Regions from separate parts of the Homo sapiens genome. Here region 1 is linked to region 2. A link is an interaction called in ENCODE POLR2A ChIA-PET data of the cell type or tissue named here. Cell type or tissue: Panc1. All regions are shown on one strand. Links, peaks and the distances in the headings refer to the core of each region. The heading gives the core; the rest is flanking DNA. Region 1 overlaps ATF7IP (activating transcription factor 7 interacting protein). Region 2 overlaps PLBD1-AS1 (PLBD1 antisense RNA 1).

Region 1 (2,922 bases), core at 319-2,818, 210 kb after region 2:
ACACATATTTAAATTGTGTACCGTCCTACAGCAAATAAAACAATGCAATAATGCTCTAAGAATAAGGCCCAGATACAGTCATTGTCAACCTCTGTTTAAACTTTATATCATATATTCTTTTGAGAAGCTAATGAAAGCTATCACTTTTTCCCCAGAAAAATGCACATAGGAGGCCAGGCGCAGTGGCTCACACTTGTACTCCCAGCACTTTGGTAGGCCGAGGCAGACGGATCACCTGAGGTAGGAAGTTCGAGCCAGCCTGACCAATATGGAGAAACCTCGTCTCTACTAAAAATACAAAATTAGCCGGGCATAGTGGCACATTCCTGTAATCCCAGCTACTCAGGAGGCTGAGGCAGGAGAATCATTTGAACCTGGGAGGCGGAGGTTGCGGTGAGCTGAGATCGTGCCATTGCACTCCAGCCTGGGCAACAAGGGCGAAACTCCATCTCAAAAAAAAAAAAAAATGAACATATGCAGACTTACATAAAATTGTGTATATCAAGGGATCGGTGGAACCCCTAGAGGACAATGGACCCCAGGTTAAATATACCTAGTATATGAATCAGAATTGTTTGCTACCAAAGCAATAAGAAATGGATCAAGTCTATGGAAACTAGATATCTGGAAAAAAATGGAAACTAGCAACTTATCTTAACACACAATATGTCAAAACACAGATATGTCCACATAGATGTAAAAGTATTTTTTAAGTTTATTAAAACTTCCAGAAAAAGTTCTAGTAAAAAATTAACAAAACACATGAACAAGGCTGTGCACGGTGGTTCACACCTGTAATTCTAGCACTGTGGGGGCCAAGGCAGGCAGATCACCTCAGGTCAGGAGTTCAAGACGAGCCTGGCCAACACGGGGAAACCCCGTCTCTACTAAAAGCAGGGCATGGTGGTGCACGCCTGTAATCCGCTACTTGGGAGGCTCAGGTAGCAGAATCGCTGGAACCCAAGAAGAGGTTACAGTGAGCCAAAATCACACCACTGCACTCCAGCCTGTGAGACAGAGCTAGACTCCACCTCAAAAAACAATAATAATAAAATAAAATACAATATAAACATACAATTCACCTTACAACAGGTAATATTTTCTGGGCAGACAAGTGCTGTAGAAATCATAAAGGAAAAAGGAAAGGCAGTACAGGCTGGACATGGTGGCTCATGCTTGTAATCTCAGCACTTTGGGAGGCTGAAGTGGGAAACTCTCTTGACCCCTGGAGTTCAAGACCAGCCTGGGCAACATAATGAGGCTTTGTTTATTAAAAAAAAAAAAAAAAGAAAAAATTAGCGGGGTGTGATATCCTTCACCAGTAGTCTCAGTTACTCCAGTGGTGGGAGAATTGCTTGAGCCTGGGAGGTCGAGGCTGCAGTGGGCAGAGATCACTGCCACTGCACTTTAGCATGCGCAGCAGAGCAAGATCCTATCTCAAAAAAAAAAAGGGGGGCAGTACATTTTACTACATAAAAATGCAAAACTTCTTAACATATACAATCATAAACCACTTAAAAGGTAATTTTAAAATTACTGTGACAAATATTAAAAGCTAAGGACCCCAAAGCCGTAAGTAGCTGTTACCAACAAATAAGAAAAACAGTAACACTCATCATAGAAAAATACACAAAAAGTCAAACAGCTAATTCACAGAAAATGAAAAAAATGCATATATAAAACAATAACAAATTCAACTTCACTAGTTATCAAAAAAAGTTAATGAGCTACTATTTTTCACCCATCTAATTGATGGTGGTATTGAATATGATAAAAAATGCTTTTCAAAAAAAAGTTTTTATCAATTTTGCAAATTACTTTAAAAGTCCTTTGAAAGTAATTTCAAAGAAATATTCTGAGGTATAGTACAAGAACGTTCACTGTAGCATTATTTTTAATAGAGAAATGAGCAAAAAGCAAAACAGGAAACAAAAAATGAAAGGTTTAATAAATCACAGTAAATTCTTCTTAGAGATAACAATAATATGTAACCATTTTAAAATGTGTTTAAAAAGAACATTTGATCATGTGGGATATTATAATAAAGTATCATGCAACCATTTAAAGACATATTTTAGAAGAATAATGAAATGGGAAAATACTCATAACATTAAAAGAGTAGAAATGAAATTATGGTACCAATGAAAAACTAATTAATAAACATTTATAGATTGCTCAATCATGGAAAAGTGAAGTCACAAATCACCAATACCTTTAGAGTGGTTATTTCTAAGCATTGTTAATTAATTTTCAATATTTTCCAAATGTTCTATAATGAATAAGTTTAAAAATATTTAAATACATTTATCACATATGCAAAACCTAATTTAAAGAAAAAATAGTTCTAATTGTTTAATAACTCAAACCTGTCTTTTCTAAACTACATATAAATTTTTAAATTTACAAAACTACAAAGATTTTAAATAACTTCAGTAACTTGGTATTCATTCCTGGAGTAACCTAGTCTTAATATTTATATATGTTGGATATGTGTCAAAATTTTGTGGCATCATAACCACCAAACTAAAATTTTAAAATATACTTGTTATTGACAAAGTACTAATAAACAAATAGTTGGTGTTCAGGCAATTAATTAATCTTATTAAGTTTACATGATTATATCTGCCTTGTAAGAAACATGACAGCAAAATCGTCCCATCAATAAATATGTTCTTCATATTCAAGAGCATTTTCAAATACCTCTTACTACCTTCAATATTAACCTAAAAAGCAATCATCTGTATATTCAAATGAAAACATACGCTTATATACACCAAACTATTTCATTTTTCTGGAAATGTAAAGTGTACCATGCCCTAAGATCAAAGATCAAAGTTCTTTTGTTAACCGAAATATTTATGTGTATGTTCAACTCGAAAATGCCTGAAATAGCATGTGGTAGAAAGGGGCTGCTAGGTAACC
Region 2 (2,922 bases), core at 292-2,791:
TATAAGCAAGACTTTAAAGCCAGGGAAAATGCCAACTCCCCTGGAAAGTTTTAGAGTGAAATAATTCAATGTTTTTCTTTACTTAAGGATCCCGGCTGGGCGTGGTGGCTCACGCCTATAATCCCAGCACTATGGGAGCCTAAGGCAGGTGGATCACTTGAGATCAGGAGTTTGAGACCAGCCTGGCCAACATGGTAAAACACGTCTTTACTAAAAATACAAAAATTAGGCCAGGCACTGTGGCTCATGCTTGTAATCCCAGCGCTTTGAGAGGCCGAGGCGGGTGGATCACTTGAGGTGAGGTGTTCAAGACCAGCCTGGACAACAAGGTGAAACCCCCTTTCTACTAAAAATACAAAATTAGCCAGGTGTGGTGGTGCCCGCCTGTAATCCCAGCTACTCAGGAGGCTGAGGCAGGAGAATTGCTTCAACCCGGAAGGAGGATGTTGTAGCAAGCCAAGATCACTCCACTGTGCTCCAGCCTGGGCAACAGACAGAGGGAAACTGTCTCAAAAAATATATATATATATAGCTAGGCATGGTGGTGTTTGCCTGTAATCCCAGCTATTCAGAGGCTGTGGCACAAGAATCTCTTGAACCCGGGAGGCGGAGGTTGTAGCGAGCCCAGATCATGCCACTACACTCCAGCCTGGGTGACAGAGCAAGACTGTCCTAAAAAAAAAAAAAAAAAAAAAGGCTGGCCGTAGTGGCTCATGCCTATAATCCCAGCACTTTGGAAGGCCGAGGTGGGTGGATCACTTGAGGTCAGGAGTTTGAGACCAGCCTGGCCAACATGGTGAGCCCCTGTCTCTACTAAAAATACAAAAATTAGCCAGCCATGATGGCAGACACCTGTAGTCCCAGCTACTCAGGAGGTTGAGGCAGGAGAATTGCTTGAACCCAGGAGGCGGAGGTTGCAGTGAGCAGAGATCGCACCACTGCACTCCAGATTGGGTGACTGAGCCAAAAAAAAAAAAGGATTTGTTCAATCAGGAAATCAGGACACCTTCAGACATTTTGCTTACATAAGATGAAATTTCCTGTGGCTATTTTAAATTTAAAATTTTTAAATGAGAAAACTACTATATTTTTATCATATAATTTTGGAAAATTGGATCCAGGCACAGTTGTGCATAACTGTAGTCCCAGCTACTGGGGAGGCTGAAGCAGGAAGATTACTTGAGCCCAAGAGTTCGAGACCAGCCTGGGCAACAAATACTGACATGTAGTGAAACAAAATCACCCAAAAATCCCAGTACAGAGACATCCATTATAATCTGCTCTCATTATTATTCCCTTTGCTCTAGTAAAACAAATTTGATATGATACAATTGGCAATTCATTCCCACCCCCCCACCTCCAGCCACCATTTTCATTTCATTAAACTTGCAAAAATGTGTCCTTCATATTTAACTATTTTAATTTTGAGACTCTGCTCATAGCATTGTGGTGGAGTTTTGCTGTATGTACACATTTTATCTTAATGGTGTCAATGCAATTTGGCCTTCCCTGCAGTGTTTTTGTTTTTGTTTTTGTTTTTTTAGAGATGAGATCTTGCTCTGTTGCCCAGGCTGGAATGCAGCTGTGCGGTCATACCTCACTGTAGCCTCGAACTCCTGGGCCTAGTATCTGGAACTTCAGGTGCGCACCCCCGTGCCCTGCCAACCACAGTTTTACTTGGTGGAAATTATGCTGACATGAAAAGTAAGTTTCTCTTCCCTGTTCTGTGGCCCGTGCTATGATCTGGCATCAGAACAATGCTCTGATGGCCCCACGCCTCGCAAATTCCTTCTTGAAATCTCCCTCTTTTGCCTCCGCCTGAAGTCCCTTTCTCTTTATTTATTTATTTTAATAATTATTCTTATTTGAGATGGGGTCTCACTCTGTCATCCAGGCTGGAGTGCAGTGGCGCGATCTTGGCTCACTGCAGCCTCTGCCTCCCAGGTTCAAGCAATTCTCCCACCTCAGCCTCCCGAGTAGCTGGGAATACAGGTGTCTGCCATCACACCCGGCTAATGTTTGCATTTTTAGTAGAGACAGAGTTGTTGGCCAGGCTGGTCTCGAGCTCCTGACCACAGATGATCTACCCACCTTGGCCTCCCAAAGTACTGGGATTACAGGCATGAGCCACAGCGCCCAGCCATCCTTTTCTCTTTAAAGAGCTCAAACTGAGTTAAAAAGGCAAGCAAATTATAGGGGAGACATCATGTATTTCTTGCCATCCCTTCCTCCTTCTCTTCACCCATTCTGCCTTCCACCAAGTGCCTTCATACAAGTCTACTTCCCCAGTTTCTTTTCTCAGCACAAATCAACTCCGGCAGATGGATACATGCATTCATCGGACATATCCAAACATGAATCCTAGTTTAGCTTAGCCAAGATCCTACAATTTGCAAGCACGTGGGAGCATTCCCTGCAAGATGAACAATAAGAGGATGGGCTTCCTGGCTGTTTCATATATCGCCCCTTAGTCATTTGTTTTTCACAGCTAATTTTTAAAAACATGACACATTGGCCAGGCGTGGTGGCTCACACCTGTAATCCCAGCACTTTGGGAGGCCGAGGTGGGTGGATCACGAGATCAGGAGTTTGAGACCAGCCTGGCCAACATGGTGAAACCCCATCTCTACTAAAAATACAAAAAAATACTATATATATATATATATATACCTGGCATGGTGGCTCGTGCCTATAATCCCAGCTACTCAGGGGGCCGAGGCAGGAGAATTGCTTGAACCCAGGACGTGGAGGTTGCAGTGAGCCAGGATCGCACCACTGCAACAGAGCAAGACTCTGTCTCAGGAAAAAAAAAAAAAAAAAGACCCATTATTCAATGGGAGTTGTCAGGATGTCAGCAATGTACAAAATCATTGCTTAATTTGTTTGACAATGGAAATGGCCATTATGGTTTTTATGTAACTT

What was found. Peaks named below come from ENCODE experiments on the same cell type or tissue, not always from the same donor. Only the 100,000 strongest peaks of a DNase experiment are listed, where the experiment ranks them.
Region 1: POLR2A ChIA-PET joins it to region 2 with 6 read pairs; 2 of 35 experiments call an interaction of 5 or more read pairs at or near these places.

Annotation. Positions count from the first base shown.
Region 1 is chr12:14,367,485-14,370,406 of GRCh38, reverse strand. The region is part of intron 1 of ATF7IP (activating transcription factor 7 interacting protein); the gene reads right to left. Among named protein-coding and RNA genes, the nearest start is that of ATF7IP, 3.3 kb to the right of the region's middle. In Panc1, for the core only: no CTCF peak of the experiment used is centred there; no DNase peak of the experiment used is centred there; H3K4me3 peaks cover 110 bases; H3K27ac peaks cover 1,752 bases.
Region 2 is chr12:14,577,621-14,580,542 of GRCh38, reverse strand. The region is part of intron 2 of PLBD1-AS1 (PLBD1 antisense RNA 1); the gene reads right to left. Among named protein-coding and RNA genes, the nearest start is that of PLBD1, 11 kb to the right of the region's middle. In Panc1, for the core only: no CTCF peak of the experiment used is centred there; no DNase peak of the experiment used is centred there.